Regions from separate parts of the Homo sapiens genome. Here region 2 is linked to region 1. Evidence: read pairs that join two places in POLR2A ChIA-PET (ENCODE). Cell type or tissue: MCF 10A. All regions are shown on one strand.

Region 1 (8,000 bases):
TAAACACAAGATTATTTCTAAAACCCATTATTGTTGCCACTGCTATATTTAGAAAAAACAACACTAGAATCTTCTCCATAAAACAAGCCTTTGATTTATCAATTAGATCTATTTAGATATAGCATAAATTAAATTTAACTGTCACTATATGGTTTACAATGCTTTTATAAAGAGAAGTCTAATAAACATTAAACGGGGGGACAATTTAAATCTCCAGCAAACTGCACACTTCTGAATTATTTTATAATCCAATAATCTACCAAAAGATAGAATCTGCACAAAGTTATACATTTGATTGTCACAAAAAATATTTAAGTTAGCTTACCTAAGCATAAATAAAACCAGTAACAGTGGATATTTTTAACAATGCAAAAGGCATTTGATCCACATTTCATTAAAAAACACATTTAAAATACTCTTCTCAAAAGCATCCACAACAAACTATAATTATTACCACAAAATAAACTATTTTAAGGTATTTCTACAAATATTTCTACATGAATTATTCCTTTCAGATTATTTCATTAAGTGTAAAATAAATTTATAAGTAACATTAATTCAACTAGCATACTATTAACGTTTCTTCTCAGTGCCACTTCATTTCTTTCTTTCAGGAAGAAAAACAGTTGATTAGATTATAATCTCCTAAAATCTGGTTTTAGAAAAGTTTCCTAAATGGAATTTAAAATTCTAAATTATAGATCAGAATTTGAAATCTGATCTTTTTTTATCCTTAGTAAAGTAGTGGCTTATATTAACATCTGGGCATTGGTAACAATTATTATATTTACCAGATTTCAGAAGAGAGAAAATAAACTAGCAATTACTATTTTATTCACCTAAAGTTACTTATCCAGAAGTTTTTTTTTTTAAAACAATCTTTAATAAACATAATGGATGTTACAAAAACACAGATTAAGGTTTTTTCCCCCCAAAACTATGATGTACTGTCATGTAAAATTGCTTTAGTTAGAAAATTTTTTAAATTTCCTGGAATCTGGTAAAACATTCCAAATACAGAAATTTAAAAAATCTATTTCAGTTCAAACCATTTTAAATACTTTGGAACGGCCAAATTACATAAAGAACTTTTGGCTAAGATTCATAAGAGTTAAATTACTAATATAATAAAGCTGAATTGTCAAAAAAATGAAAAGGTAAATAGAAAATTGTGGTAAATGCCTAGCAATTTAAACCAAATTCAAAAATATTAAAACTTAGAATTCAATATTGTTGAAAGAGTGAGTTACATTTTAGAGGGCAGTATTAACTCGTGGCTAAAGAAAAATAGGGTGGAAACAAAATTCCTGTGGTTAAGGGTATATACAAATACAAATGCCATTTATTTTTCCTCTGCTTTAAACATGCAGCATAATAGTTTTTATGAATGATCTTATAAACACATGTATTTGAGATATAGTTTCTCTATGATAATTTATAAAAAGATCTTTACACTTTGATATGGGTTTTTGTTTAATATTTTAAATAAGCATTCTAAATTTTACTCTATTTCATAATGATTAAGAAGAGGAGAAAACAAAATGATCATTTGAAAATAGGAATAAAGTATTGAGCTACACAAAAGAATACTATATCATTTAAAGGAAAAATATGCCAAGATAAAATGTTATGAAATAGACTGTTATTCAAAGTTTGTTTTGTTGTAGAAAGTTTTTTATGTTGTAGAAAAGTTTTATAGCTTAAATCACTTAGGAAGATTTTTAAAAATATACATTTTGTACACTGGTAAAATAACAAATAGAGTAAAAAACTATACATAGAGTTCTTCAGATTTACAAATATAAAATTTATGACTACAAAATACTGCTAGCTAAGGACCAGGAAAATATGTAAAACTGCTTGGTTACAATAAATGTTCTCCAAATATTTCATTAAGTTATTCTCATATAAATTAACATTTACCAAGACCAAAGGAAACTTACCTTGCAAGAATTAGACAGTTCATTTGTGCAATCTCTGTTGCTGTCTCTTGATAAATTATCCACTTTACCTTCATTTCCAGATGCAAACTTTATGAGTAACTGAGATGGTCCCCCTTTAGAACAATTGTGCTTAAGGCTGGATAGACAGGAAATATTTGGATAAGCTCCTCCCAATGAAATACTTCTTCGTAAAATACCATGGTTTTTGTTCATCTGTGAATGTGGTCTTTCCAATTCTCCATTGATATTTATTTGACAATCTACATTTTGGGAGGATGGCAAACATGCAGATGTCCTATGCATGAGCTTAATATACTCTGAATCAGAATTAAGCTTAATTTCTGACATTTCTGGTTTACAATCACCATTTGTTGTTTCACAGTCTAATGTAGCTGCTTTTCGTTGGGTGAAATGCACTGAAACACAAGAATATCCTTCAGATGACTTTTCACAGACAGTCTGTCTGGGAGTATTATTCGAAAGAACAATTTTCTTCTGTAACGAGCCCTTCCTGTGAAGCGGCCGTATGTCTCTTACTTCTCCGGGGGTACAAATTGTTTTAGATAACCGAAGTCCATTGACAGCTGTTGAAAGAAATCCTTTAGCACTAGTGCCATCCTCATTATGTGCAATTTCACTAGGAGAAATAATAAACTGGTGTGAAGTTTGATAGGATCCTTTGCTCAGAAGAGTACACAGACTTGTTGGAGAAGTCGGTCGGGTAGTTGAAGGACTCCTAGGAAAAATGACTAAGGAGGAGTAACGTTTTAGTGGAATTTTTGTGTTCCTGCTCACTGGCAATTTCATAATCTCTAATCCATGTTCCAAGTCATCCTGGACAAAAGGATCTGTACTTGTACTTCTTGAAAAAATTTCACAAGGAGTAGTATTCCTGTTTGGCACACTTCTATTGGAGGTGCTGTCAGAAGGTAAGTTTCCACCCAAAAAAGTATCATCACTTGGTGGAAAAGTATAACTACTACTGTCACTGATGACACTGTTAGTATATGAACCTCCACTTGTGATACTTGCACATGACCCAAAATCACTACCGTTGCTGCTGTAAGACCCATTATCACTGGTTGAAAAGTTACTAAGGCTACCACTACAAATGGCTGGACTGCTTACAAGGTGACCATCATTCACAGCATTCAATTCATTATCGACCACAGCACTACTGTAAATACCATCCTTCAAGATACAAGTAAACGAAGCATCATCACTATCAGCTAAGACATTGCTAGACTGAAGATATCCACTGTACCTTGTTGGCTGTAGTGAAATCTGTAGACAGCTGCTCTTTTTATTAACATTTTCAGATGAGGGAACAGATGATCTTTCTTGAGACTGAACGTTTTCCTTTATTAACGGAGCTAGTGCAGTCTGTCTGGGAGTCAGCTTCATTTGAACAACGTTAGACGTTGAAATCCGTGTTGGTCTTTTGAAGCACATGTGAACATGGCTATCCAAGTCATCTCCGGAGGTTTCTGACAAAGGGTAAGTATTGCTTCTTCTGGCTGCAAAGTGCAATCGTAAGCTTTGTGCCATTTGTTCTCATTTCCAAACATGTTAAGGGCTGAAAGTCATAACAAAGATCTCTGTCCGTAGACAGGCTAGAAGCAGCTGCACTGCATCAAAAGAAAAAATCATTTGTGGTGCCTAAAAGAGCTATTAAGTAGTAGTCTTTATCCTAAGTAAAACATTAGATACCAGATATCATAGAAAGAAAAAGACGACCCATTCCAGAGACTGACGTTTCCAAAATGTCTTGAATCGCTTGTAGTCAAAATGCCTTCACTTACAAAGCACTTGATTTCCAGCGACCTTTAAGCTGAGCTCAGCTGCAGCACACTGACTCAAACACAGCCAACCTTGTTTCAATTATACCTTCTCCAATTTGCATGAATGAGTAACACAAGAACAACAATCTTCTAACATTTCAAGTTGAAACAGTATTTTTTCACCCCAGCTCTACTAAATGAACATTTAACTATGTGAATCACAGTGCCTATACTTTCTCCAGCCGACTTTGCCCACTAATATTTTTACCCATAGGTATAGAATTACAGGAAGTTGGTAGGAACAAAACCCCATGTAATTAAGCATCAAATCAAAGATTGAATTTCCAAATAGTAGCCATACTAGGAATCTAGTCAAGTTAGTTAATATAGGGACTGTTAATTTTTTTTTTTTAATGTGTGAATTCAAACAGTTAGGTAAATTTGGAAATACCAAAACTTTACAATGAATTAAAACTTTAGCACTACATCAAATAGATACATATTTTAGCTTCCAAAGTGCTAGTTACATAAAAAGTGAAAGCTTAAGGACAGAACTACAAAATTAACCTAGTAATACCATTGCAAAACTGAAGCATAGGTTCAAGAAAAAAAGTTTAAGAGAAGCTGTCACTAAGCATTTTCTCCTGTAATTTTAAGGCCTTTTCCAGCCAAGTAGAACAGTCTTTAAATGATGCCATTTATATTTTGACTATTAAAACTGCCAAGAAATAGCCTAAGCAAACATTCCAATAAAAATATATGCAGATTAGAAAAAAAAAACTATACCCCAAGATAGTTTGAACACACAGGATATTTTATTCCACTGTCTCTGCAATTCATTCACTTAAGAGAGTGTTGTGGTAAGTAAAGAAGTCTAAAAAGGATTTAGCACATCAAATAAACATGTCTCAATGCCAATTCTGTTCTGAAAAACTCTAAGAGCTCTTTGCTGGCCCCTGCTGGTACTTTGAAACAATCCATTTAGCTGTTTGATATCTATAAAGAAATACAAACCAAGCTGCACATTTCTTTATATAAACGAAGTACATACTTGTTTACATTTTTGAGAGCTAGCCCTACCCTAGAGGTGGAATTACTCACCAGTGCTGATAAAGCTCCCACAGTAGAGAACAGTGGACTGTTTGTCCTTTTAGAGGTTGTGATTTTGTATATATATTTTTTCTGCTTTGTATTTATTTAACCTTTATTTTCAGTTTACTAGGCAATCAAAATTTAATATTTTAATTTCTCTCTCAAATGCCATAGACCAAGGTTGGTATTCTATTTGAAAGAAACAAATTTATTTTTAAATAATACTCTAGGGTATATTTAAACCCCTCACCTAAATTTTATAGCTGGAACTCCAGTAATAAATATATACTGGCTCATTCATAGGAAAGTAAAAGGTAAAATAGTTCCGTTGTTTATACCACATGCTACTACACCCAAGTTGTATTTTGCTAAGTAAGTTTTTTTTCCTAAGTAAAAGCAAATATGTAAAACATATACTCATACTTTGTTAAAAAAAAAAAACTGCTTAAGATAGATCTGTTTTTGATCAGAATTTTCTAAACAGATTTTTAATCAATTAAGACACAAAACAGAATTATGGGAATTCATTGCATTTCATTTGACTAGAATGAAACAGCCCTGTTTTTGAATGCGTACAATAGTTGAAAACTTAGTAATACAATTATTATGTTATTTTTGCTTTTGTATAAACCACCTCCTTTATGATTTTACAGACTTCAGTCAATATTCTCTTAACATCTTTTTCTTTTAAATAAGGAGGAGTCCTGTTTTACTCTGCCTTCAAATGACTTCAGCGTTCTTTCTGGGATTAAGTGTGGGGTCTAATAACTCAAAGAATGAATCCCTTCTAATAGGCTAATCAATGAGATCTAATTGTTCATGTCTGTGGCCTAAAACTTCCAGGAAATAAGAAAAGCTCCTCTCATTATTAACATATAAAATAATGAACTCCAAGTATTTGGTCAGATAAATGTCTTCTCTTTGGTAAGCTTCACTATAAGCATCAGTTCCATGTCCCCTAACTAGATTTTAACTTTCCAGAGAGCATGGGCCATAACTACACATTTCTTCTGATGCTCCTGAGCTCATCCTGGGCTCAAAGTAAGTACCAGAAGACACCAGATAGAAGTCTGGATGGAGAGATGGATGGTGTCATCACAGTCACTCTGAATGCCTAATGCTTTCTTTCAGGATTTTTCTTGTTGTTGTTGAAGTTGATCCAGCCGCCACTTTTAAAGAAATATCAAAAAGCACTGCAGGTGGACAAGAAAGAATGACGTTTGAAAAATTTACAGAGAGGGTTTCAGCCAAGGAAATGTAAGGTAAGAGAATCACATGCACTTCCTAGCACTCTAGTCTGAGTTTAAATTCTAGGGAGGCTGAACAATTTGCATTGCTGGCTGAGGTCTGAAATTGCATAGGATCTATACTGCTATTATAGCAGTTACATGGGAAATCGGGGAACTTGCTATAAAATGTAGTCTCTCAGTCCAGCAAATACCAAAACAGGAGTGTTAATCCTAACCTTAAGTGTAGAAGAACTGGAGGGACATGGCAGCCCTCATCTGGAAAGAATCCATGCAAGTCCTACATAGAATTTCATATTCCGGAATGAAACAGATAACGTCTTAGGATTGAAGCTAAGAACCTCACATTCAGAGCTGTTGGTTACTGATCATCTACATGGAAAATAATGTGATTATCTACATGGTATGGATAGGCTCTGGGTAATCTTAATCATTGACTGAACTTTGAAGGCCAAAGTCAGCTGCGGTGGTTAATTGTATGTATCAACTTCGATAGGTTATGGTACCCACTTGTTTGGTCAAACATCAGTATAGACATTGCTATGAAGACATTTAGACATGATTAGCATTTAAATCAGTAGACTCTGAGTAGAGCACATTACCCTCCACAATGTGTGTGGGTCTCATCCAATCAGCTGAGGGCTTTGAAAGCAAACACAGGTTGTGTAAGAAGCAGCAATTCTGCCTCAAGACTACAATGTAGAATCCCTGCCTAAGTTCTCAGCTTCCTGGCCTGCCCTGCAGATTTCAGATTGAAGTCTTCACTATATATATATTGTGTGGAAATATATATATTCATATATTATACATAATTTCATATATAAAATATATGAAAAATAAATAATACATAAAATATATACACAATCTATTGTTTCTGTTTCTCTGGAGAACCTTCACTAATACAACTGCTAAACGTGAGAAGCACAGGGTCTCCACCCAGAATATAGGTGGCTCCTAAAACCGGTGGCTGAATGTGTACAGGTGTATATCTTAGACTGGTGACACAGTGCTAACTTTTGCATTGGTGGGTAGAGTTTTTTTAAGACACATCATTCTGAAATGTTCTGTCATTATTGCCACCACTACCACCACCATCACCATAATGAAACGACAATATTTTATAACACTCAAGTCTTAAAATTGGCTGGAAAAAAGTGATATAAGCCTACTCTTTATTGAAAGCAAATATCACTTACATTACAAACGTTTTCCAGATGACTAAAGTTGTTTCTGCTTAATATTATACTTGTGTTCTTCACCCTCCATTTTCCAAGAGAATTTGCTAGGAAAATGGTACATTTTAAATTTAGTTGTGAGTGCCTCAGCAGAATAAAGACGGAATGACATTTATAATGACACAGGTCATTTGTTGCTATACAATCAGGTCTGTTACTCCACCAATGGCTATAGGTTCTATAACATCTCAGGTCATCTCTATACCTCCCTTACCTGCTAAGACTAGCAACAAATCAAGAGGACTAGAATGACACACACCACCATGTTCTAATTATCTTTGGCTCTTTGTTTTGCTGGTAAACCGAGTTTCTCAAGAAAAGCTGTATTTCCCACTCATAGAAGAGCATCTAACACAGTAGATATACTAAATGGTATATCTTAGCTAACACAAGATATACCATATCAGAGAGCTACAAACGCGTTAAGTCTACGAATGTTAAATGACATTTTATATTTGTATCATGATAAAGAATTTTCCAAGTATTTTCATCGTCATTGTCTCATTTTATCCTCACAATATGCTTATGAGATAGGCAGGGCAAATATTGTTGTCCTCATTTTTTAAATGTGAGAAGGTATTTTTAGAAGGATTGAATAATTTGTTTAGGGTTACAAGCTAATACCCCAAAAGAAAGGCAGGATTATAATAGAATTTCTTAGTCCTTAGTGTGGGGATCTATAATAACTTTTTTTTTTTTTCG
Region 2 (8,000 bases), 120 kb after region 1:
TATACCTCTGTCCTCATACTCTAGAGTAACAGACTTTTCCTTGGTGGAAGCATCCACTTCTCTATCAGTGATCAAGTAAGAGTAAGAAGATGATTAGGCTCAGTATACCATCAACTCAAAGTGGGCACAGGAGCATCTATATTATTAAAGTTCAGGAGGGAGGAGTCCATGTCTAGGTTATAAAACTGAAATGGACAGCTTCAAATACCCACCAAAGTCCAGAATTTCACCATGGTGATATGATAGTCTTTAAAAAGAGGAGATGCCAGACTGTCCTGAGAATCAGTTCTGATTAATATATCTATGAGGCGACTCCTCTCTCTGGCTCCAAACATACACCTACCAGAAATCATCACCCTACACCTAGCAGTACTGGTTGGATTTCATTTTTAAAAAATTACTGTTGGCTGCTGTCTTGTACCTCCCCTATCTGAGAACTTGAGCCCTCAGCCTGTGTTGGGGGATGTGCTCGCATGGCTTCTCCTCAGTACACCAACACGGGTCTGTCTGTCTGGAAACAGCTTCCAGCTGGTTTGTTGCTGGCAGCAGTGTCCAGCTGCCCTGATCTAGAGAAGCCGCTCTCCTATCCATGGTTTTGTCCCCGTGGCCCTTGCCCTTGTCTACACAGACCTGGCTCACCTGCTTTCTTGGCAGGACCTACCCAGTAGTCACCCACAGGATAGTACTCACCTTTTCTCTCTATTTTCTGTGTACCAGCCTCTCCTTTGCTCTCATCTTCTTTCCTACCCAGTTTAGGTTTTCTCCCCCTTTGCCATATCTTTTCCTCACCTCACTATTGTTTCATCTGAATTTTCTAGTGTTAGTAACATTCACCTTTGGATGGGAAAATAATCAAGTCACGACATTACTCAGAATTAAACTAGATATCTCTAAGTTTTCTTTCAACACTATAATTTCATGATTCTTTGGAGCTACTGTTCTCCCCAACTTCTACCTGCTAAATAAATAATCCAGTTAGAACTTTCACTTTAGTCTGTACTTGACTCTATTTAGAGTTAATTTAGGAGACAGAATAATGGCTCATAAGTTTCTCAACCTCACTAATAAGCAAAGAAATTCAAATGAAAGAGGATTGTTTTCAATCCACCAAACTGACAAAAATGAAAAATATCAATTCCCAGGGTAGGAAAGTTGGTTGGCTGGTACTTTGGGATATATCATTCTGGAAAAGAATCTGGTAACATGTATTAATATTTTAAATATGCATATTCCACATTTGGGAATTTATCCTAAGGCCAAATAAGCAAAGATGTATATAAAATAATGTTAATTGCAGCACTGCATGTAGTAGAAAAATTCAAAACCACTTAAGTGTCCATCAGTAGGAGAGGGTTAATATGATACATGCATAATACTATGCAGATTAAAAAATAATCAGATTGATAAGTGATTCTCAACCCTGACTGCACTTGTGAATCCAGAAACACTTAAAAAACTCGTAATTCCAGGATCCACCCTCAGAGGTTCTGATTATCTGTTTGAGAATGAGGCCCAGTATTTGCACTGTTTTAAAGTGCCCCAGGTAATTCTAATGTGCAGTCAAGTTTGAGAACCACTCAACCCTTAATATGCGAGATGTTTCTATCAGCTCTAACAAGAAAGATGCCCATGATACACTGCAAGTGAAAAAATTAGGTTACTTAATTTGTTGATTATGATTTGTTAAATTGAGCTAAAAATGGCCTGAGAAGGACTCTGTACTTCTATATTTGAGTCCTTGTGGACAAACTGTAATCTAACTTAATAGGTAGACAAGATTGAAAACCTAACTTAGGAGCATGTGCCTGTAACAAGAGCTGAGTCTTGGCCAATCCCAACAGCCATACTTCAACCACTCATACACTGCTGAGTGTTCAAACTGTGTTCACGTAAGGCAAATGTCGAGCTGTAACCAATCCAGCTGTTTCTGTACCTCACTTCCAATTTCTGTACATCACTTCCTGTTTTTTAATCTATAAATCTTCCACCACGTGGCTGTACTGGAAACTCTATGAATCTGCTGTGATTCTGGGGACTGCCTGATTCATGAATCATTTATTGCTCAAACTCCTTTAAATTTAATTTGCCTGAAGTTTTTATTTTATCAGATTACATTTATTAACAAATTATACATGTGCATTAAAATATAAAAGTTTACACACAGTTATTTCTGAAGAGTGAATTACATATTTGCAGTCTGTTTTCAACCATTATCATATATTTCTCTTTTTTGAAAAAATGAAAAGGCTGTACAGGCTGAAAATGCAGAGAAAAAATGAAAACTGGCCTTCAGATGGCTTCTGAGTGCCAACAGGGACTTCCATCCTAAACCTGGTTTTATTTCTGTGGCTGACAACAGCAAAGTGTGTACTTAGAGATAATATGGTCATTGTATTAGTTTGTTCTCACACTGCTAAAAAGAACTACTTGAGGCTGGGTAATTTACGAAGAAAAGAGAGTGACTTGACTCACCATTCCACAGGCTATACAGGAAGCATGGCTAGGGAGGCCTCAGGAAACTTACAGTCATGGCGGAAGCAGGCACATCTTCACATGGTGGAAGAGAGAGAGAAAGTGCTAAGGTGGAAGTGCTACACACTTTTAAACATCCAGATCTCGTGAGAACTCACTGACTGTCATGAGAACAGTAAGGGGGAAATCCACCTCCATGATCCAATCACCTCCCACCTTCCCCCAACACTGGGGATTACAATTCATCATGAGATTTTGGTGGTGACATAGAGCCAAACCATATCAGTCATCTTAGCTCAAGTCAAAAATACTGGCTTGGCTAAATAATTCATTATGGTTCCGTTCACCATGAATTTATGTTCTGCAGAAAGAAATAATGAAATGGAATATGTGCATCATCTTGTATTTTAGAAACAAAATGTTTAGGCAATCATTTCTAAATTCATACATTAAAAAAGTGTGTGCATACTTGAAGAGTTAAACTTTGTAGAAAGTATCTCGTAGGTGAACTGGCTTCAGTGGGCTTTACTGAAAATCATGATTTAGAGTTTTACCACATAGTAGAGTTCACTAAAAAATATTACAGCTCTCCAGGCATGGTGGCTCATGCCTATAATTCCAGCACTTTGCAGGCTGAGGCAGGAGGATTGCTTAAGAACAGGAGTTCAAGGCTGCAGTGAGCTGTAATCATGCCACTGCACTCCAGCCCTGTCTCAAAAAGTAATTACAACTCAATAAAACTGGTGTGTGTGTGTGTGTGTGTGTGTGTGTGTGTGTGTGTATCATTGATTGTAAGTCTGATATTTCTCTCTCCCTTCCTTCCTTGCTGTCTCCACCCTTGTAAACAAAACAAAACAAAAAAACTCCAACCAGTTTTCCCAGGGTCAGTCTACTGAAGAGCTGATTTCTACGTATTGCATAAACTATACTATTCATGAATTTTAAAAAATAACTTAAACTCTCAGGTGATATCATCATTTTCTTTGTTATTTCTTTCTATTGCATACCACCTTCAGAATGATAAAGAGACTGAGGCTCTAGTCACAATTATATTCAGCTGTCAGGAATGATTAACTATCTTCCTTCTCCCCATGAAGTGCATGAGAATGCAACCATGCAAGTTAGGCTGATAATGTCCCCCATCAGATGCTATGGCTCCTCTTGCCTCAGAAGAGAAAAACAGCATGGTTTTGTACTAGGTTATGGAATGAAGTCTGGGATGAATTTTCTGGTTTGTCTGGGGTCAGTCTTCTAGCAAGACTTACTTTAATTTTAAATTTTTTTAATTTAATTTTTTTTGAGACAGTCTCAGTCTGTTGGCCAGGCTGGAGTGCAGTGGCACTATCATGGCTCACTGCAGTCCTGACCTCCCAAGCTCAAGTGATCCTCCCACCTCAGCCTCCTGAATAGCCAGGACCACAGGCATGTGCCACCACGCCTAGCTAATTTTTAAAAAAATCTCTTTGGTAGAGATAGGGTTTCACCATTTTGCCCAGTATGGTCTCGAACTCCTGGGCTCAGGCCATCCACCTGCCTCATTATCCCAAAGTGCTGGGATTACAGGCATGAGTCACCGTGCCTGGCGAGCAAGACTTACTTTGCTTCAAGTTTTGTTTCCAGAACATTTAGGTACCAATTCTCAATATAGAATTCTAACTACAAAAGTCACAAGTTATAAGGCATTTTTGAAGCAGTCACTGTTCATGTCCATCTGTGTCTTTCTTTCCCTCCACTAGCATGGATAATTTGGAGTTAACTGTAGAGCAAATACTTAGGAAATTAATCCCACATGATTTTCAGGTTCAAGGTGAGAAAAAAAGGAGAAAGTACAGTTCTTGTACCTTGACACACTTTATTCCATCTGCAGAAGTGGCTGCAGCTCACATGTGTGACTCACGTTGGAACAGCGGGCTCACATAATAGCATCACGTGCTGGCAAAGTGTTCAGATGACAAGCCAGTTACCTCATTCGGCTGATGCAATCCTGGAATTTCCTGAATTGAAATACAATTTAGGACCAGAAGGGAGAGACCCTGGGCTGTTTGATTAGGGCATCACCTTTAGCTAATTCTAACCACCCCCACCTTTTTTTTCCCATTTGTCTATTTCCTTCTTTCCTTAGGTGTGAGGTAATAATACTAATTGGTAACAGTTAAACTGTGCTGTGCACTCATCTAAGAGTTTTACTCTTAATTGTCAAACAATCCTAGGAGGCAGGCATCCCATTTTTTTCAGATAAGGCAACTGAGGTGCAAAAATCCCATGTCATTGCTTTAGGTCACACAGGAGAAAATGTAAGGCTCTTCTCTTTGAGATGTATACCTGAGGATCTTTGCTTTTAGTGATCAGATTGTGTGTAAGTTTTCCAGGGAGTCCCACTCGTGGAAAGCCCACGACTGCTGTGAGCTGTGACTGAAGATGTTGCCACCTCAGTGTGGTCAATGGCTCTGTCATCCAGTTTTAACCTCCATATCAGAACTTTCTTTAAATTATATGTAGAATTTTTTATTTTTCTACTATTGTTTCAGATTTTTCTTAGTATTTTAAGATGGTTTTTAGTGTTTTACCAGAAAAGGGTCACCACTTAAGATTCCCCTACCCCTGCTTTTTAGGATTTAAGGAGTGGGATATAGTTATTTATTATTTAGTGTGTTAAGATTATTTTCAGATAATAGCAAATGGTCAAGTCTTAATCATTTTTATACCCCATTATTTTGTTCTGGATATAATACCAATATTTATATAAATAGACCAAGGTAGAAGGATTGCTTGAGGCCAGGAGTTCAAGATCAGCTTAGGCAACGACATAGCAAGACCCCATCTCTACAAAAAATTTAAAAAAATTAGCTGGGTGTGGTGATGCATGCCTATAGTCCCAGCTACTTGAGAGGCTGAGGTGGCAGGATCTCTTGAGCCAGGAGTTTGAGGCTGCAGTGAGCTATGATTGTACTACTGCACTCCATCCTGGGCAGCAGATCGAGACCCTTTCTTTAAAGAAAAAATAAACAGGCAAGGAATATATTAGCTTGATAATTATCTTTAGCTGTGACACAAAAAGTGAATACATCCTTCACATTCTGTCATCATGTAGGAATGGAGAAAACTATAAATATGTAAAAATCTTTGAGACCATATTAATGATGGATTCCATTAAGCCCTGGACATTTTGGTGTAACAGTTCCACCTGACAGCTACACCAATCCCAACCACACCATGAAGGGAAGAAACACAGATCCAGTACAGATTGATGGTTCAAACTTACTGCCTGGATGCAAGGTGCCCAGAACAGGCATTTCTAACTCCTTCTGGCCAGGGATGAAATGTGAGACCTTTTGTTACTTTTGAGACACAGAGTTCAACTCTTGCTCTCACATGTTCCTGCAATTGTAGAATATTTTAAAGATTAAAGTCATGGTTCTTTAACATCACCTGTAGTTCAGGGGCCCAGACCTGTCCTGTTAAATCCCCTGACACAAGGCAAGTGCTGCTTCAAGATTCCTTTCTTATCTGTCAAGGTAAACAAAACAAAACAAAACCAGACTTGTCACGCCAAGCTCATGGAGGATAGACAGAACTCTATAGACAAATTAAAAGTCTATTTATAATCACAGATATGCAATGAACCCAACACAATTGATGCTTTATTGCTTATTTGAAGATAAATTCCTATTTCTCCCACCTCTCCCTCTACCCAGTACATTTTAAATGTAATCAGTAGACTTAACAATTTAAGAGTACCCATAAATGAGGATACTAATAGGAATTAGCTGATTCGTCCCACAGAATCCTGAAAATGCTCATGAATTGGAAGTGCCAAGTATCTCAGAAGGTAGGGTTGTGTGTGTCAATGTGTGTGTGTGTGTGTGTGTCTCTGTGTTTGTGTGTATGTGTGTTAAATGCACCTGATAGCAATAATTTACGCATACCCTGAGAATGACCCTGTATAGCAGGTGCACCTGAATGCGGTTCAGAGTTCCAAGCTAAGGAATGTGGGAGAGGACAACGCAGAGATTCATTCCTTATCTATAAGGAACATCTAGGCCCCATCCTGTCCTGTGGAATGTGAGCTGTACAGAGGATTGAGGCCATTTGTTTTGGTTTAAATGCAAGTTTCCAGGTGGAGCTTATTAGGAGGCAGGGGCTAAGTGAAAATGCTGTAAAACCTGCATGCTTTTTGCAAGTGGTTGTGATTCTTCTGCTCAGCCTACTGCCCCTGGGTCGTGGGGTTCTCCTGTTCCGCCCACCACCACTGGGCTCTCCCCTGTGTTTAGCCCCCAGTACAACCCCATGTCTTGTTTGCTGGCTCTGGGTCTCTTCTTTGGCCTCTTGAACCTGGTGTCATCCCCATTGGAGTCTATAAAGGTTTGGTGCCACAGTGTGTAAAAAGCAAAGTCGAGGGACTGTTTGAAAGCCTGTATAAGCAACAGTTAGATTCCCAGGTTACTATCCACACTGTAAGGAGTCAGGTCCTACGTCTTCCCAGTACTAGTAGTGGAGGAGATACTTTGAAACTGAACTAGGAATAGAGAAGAGTGAAGATGAGATGACCCATTTGAAACAGAGTCAGTGATCTGCATTTGAAATTGTAAAGCCTTTTTCAAGTTCCCCTACTGAATTTCAGAATAACAATAACCAATCATACAACCACAAGCAGGATGTGGGGAGATGAACCACCTCAGAAAAAATACAGCGTCTCTCTAGAGACATTTGACGCAAGAAAATAGGGTCTGGAGGTAGGGAACCTAAGGCCAATTCCCACTGACTTCCTAGAACTGTATCAAAAGGAAAACCCCGACTTTCCACATCTAAGTAACAAAGAGACCACAGGCTACTCCCTTTGCAAACCACCCCCTCTTTCCTGCATGGCAGATGGAAAATTTAAAATACTTCTGATTGGTTGCTTTCCACAATCAGACTGATTGGTAGCCAAGTCTTCATTTGCATAGAAGTATAACTTTGTAACTTCACTTTAGCCTGTGATTGGTTGTTTTCCACAACCAATCAGATGTTTGCATAGAGTGTAACCGTTTAACTTCACTTCAGCCTTTGATTGATTGCTTTCTGCAACCAATCAGACTGATGTGGGCCACTACTTCATTTGCATGAGGTATACACCAAGTGGCCAATGGAAAACCTCTAGTGAATATTTAAACCCAGAAAATTATGTAACTAGGCTCTTCAGCTCCTGTGCTTGGGACGCTCCATCTCTGTGGAGTGTACTTTCGTTTTCAGTAAATCTCTGGTTTTGCTGCTTCATTCTTTTCTTGCTTTGTTTGTGCATTGTGTCCAATTCTTTGTGGAAGATGCCAAGAACCTGGACACCCTCGACCAGTAACGCATTGACCTTTGGGGCTACATGAAGAAAAAGCCAGCTGGCCACCTGATTTCCCTGGAGTGTACTATTCATTCACACTTCTTGATTTAGATGTAAATATATATACAGTCATAGCAATGAAAAACACTGAAAATGAATTTACCAAAATTTATGAAAAAACTGCATTGGAAGGATGGATTGGGGAAGCTAAGGG

The links. ChIA-PET counts read pairs that join two places held together with the same protein. Peaks named below come from ENCODE experiments on the same cell type or tissue, not always from the same donor. Only the 100,000 strongest peaks of a DNase experiment are listed, where the experiment ranks them.
Region 2: POLR2A ChIA-PET joins it to region 1 with 19 read pairs; 3 of 35 experiments call an interaction of 5 or more read pairs at or near these places.

What each region holds. Positions count from the first base shown.
Region 1 is chr15:55,913,341-55,921,340 of GRCh38, forward strand. All of the region lies in intron 5 of NEDD4 (NEDD4 E3 ubiquitin protein ligase), which reads right to left. Among named protein-coding and RNA genes, the nearest start is that of NEDD4, 76 kb to the right of the region's middle. In MCF 10A, a CTCF peak has its summit at 4,672 (motif pointing left); DNase peaks (open chromatin) are centred at 2,731, 3,861 and 4,721.
Region 2 is chr15:56,036,262-56,044,261 of GRCh38, forward strand. No RefSeq gene overlaps it. Among named protein-coding and RNA genes, the nearest start is that of NEDD4, 47 kb to the left of the region's middle. RefSeq lists an enhancer at 3,905-5,104. In MCF 10A, no CTCF peak of the experiment used is centred here; a DNase peak (open chromatin) is centred at 4,410.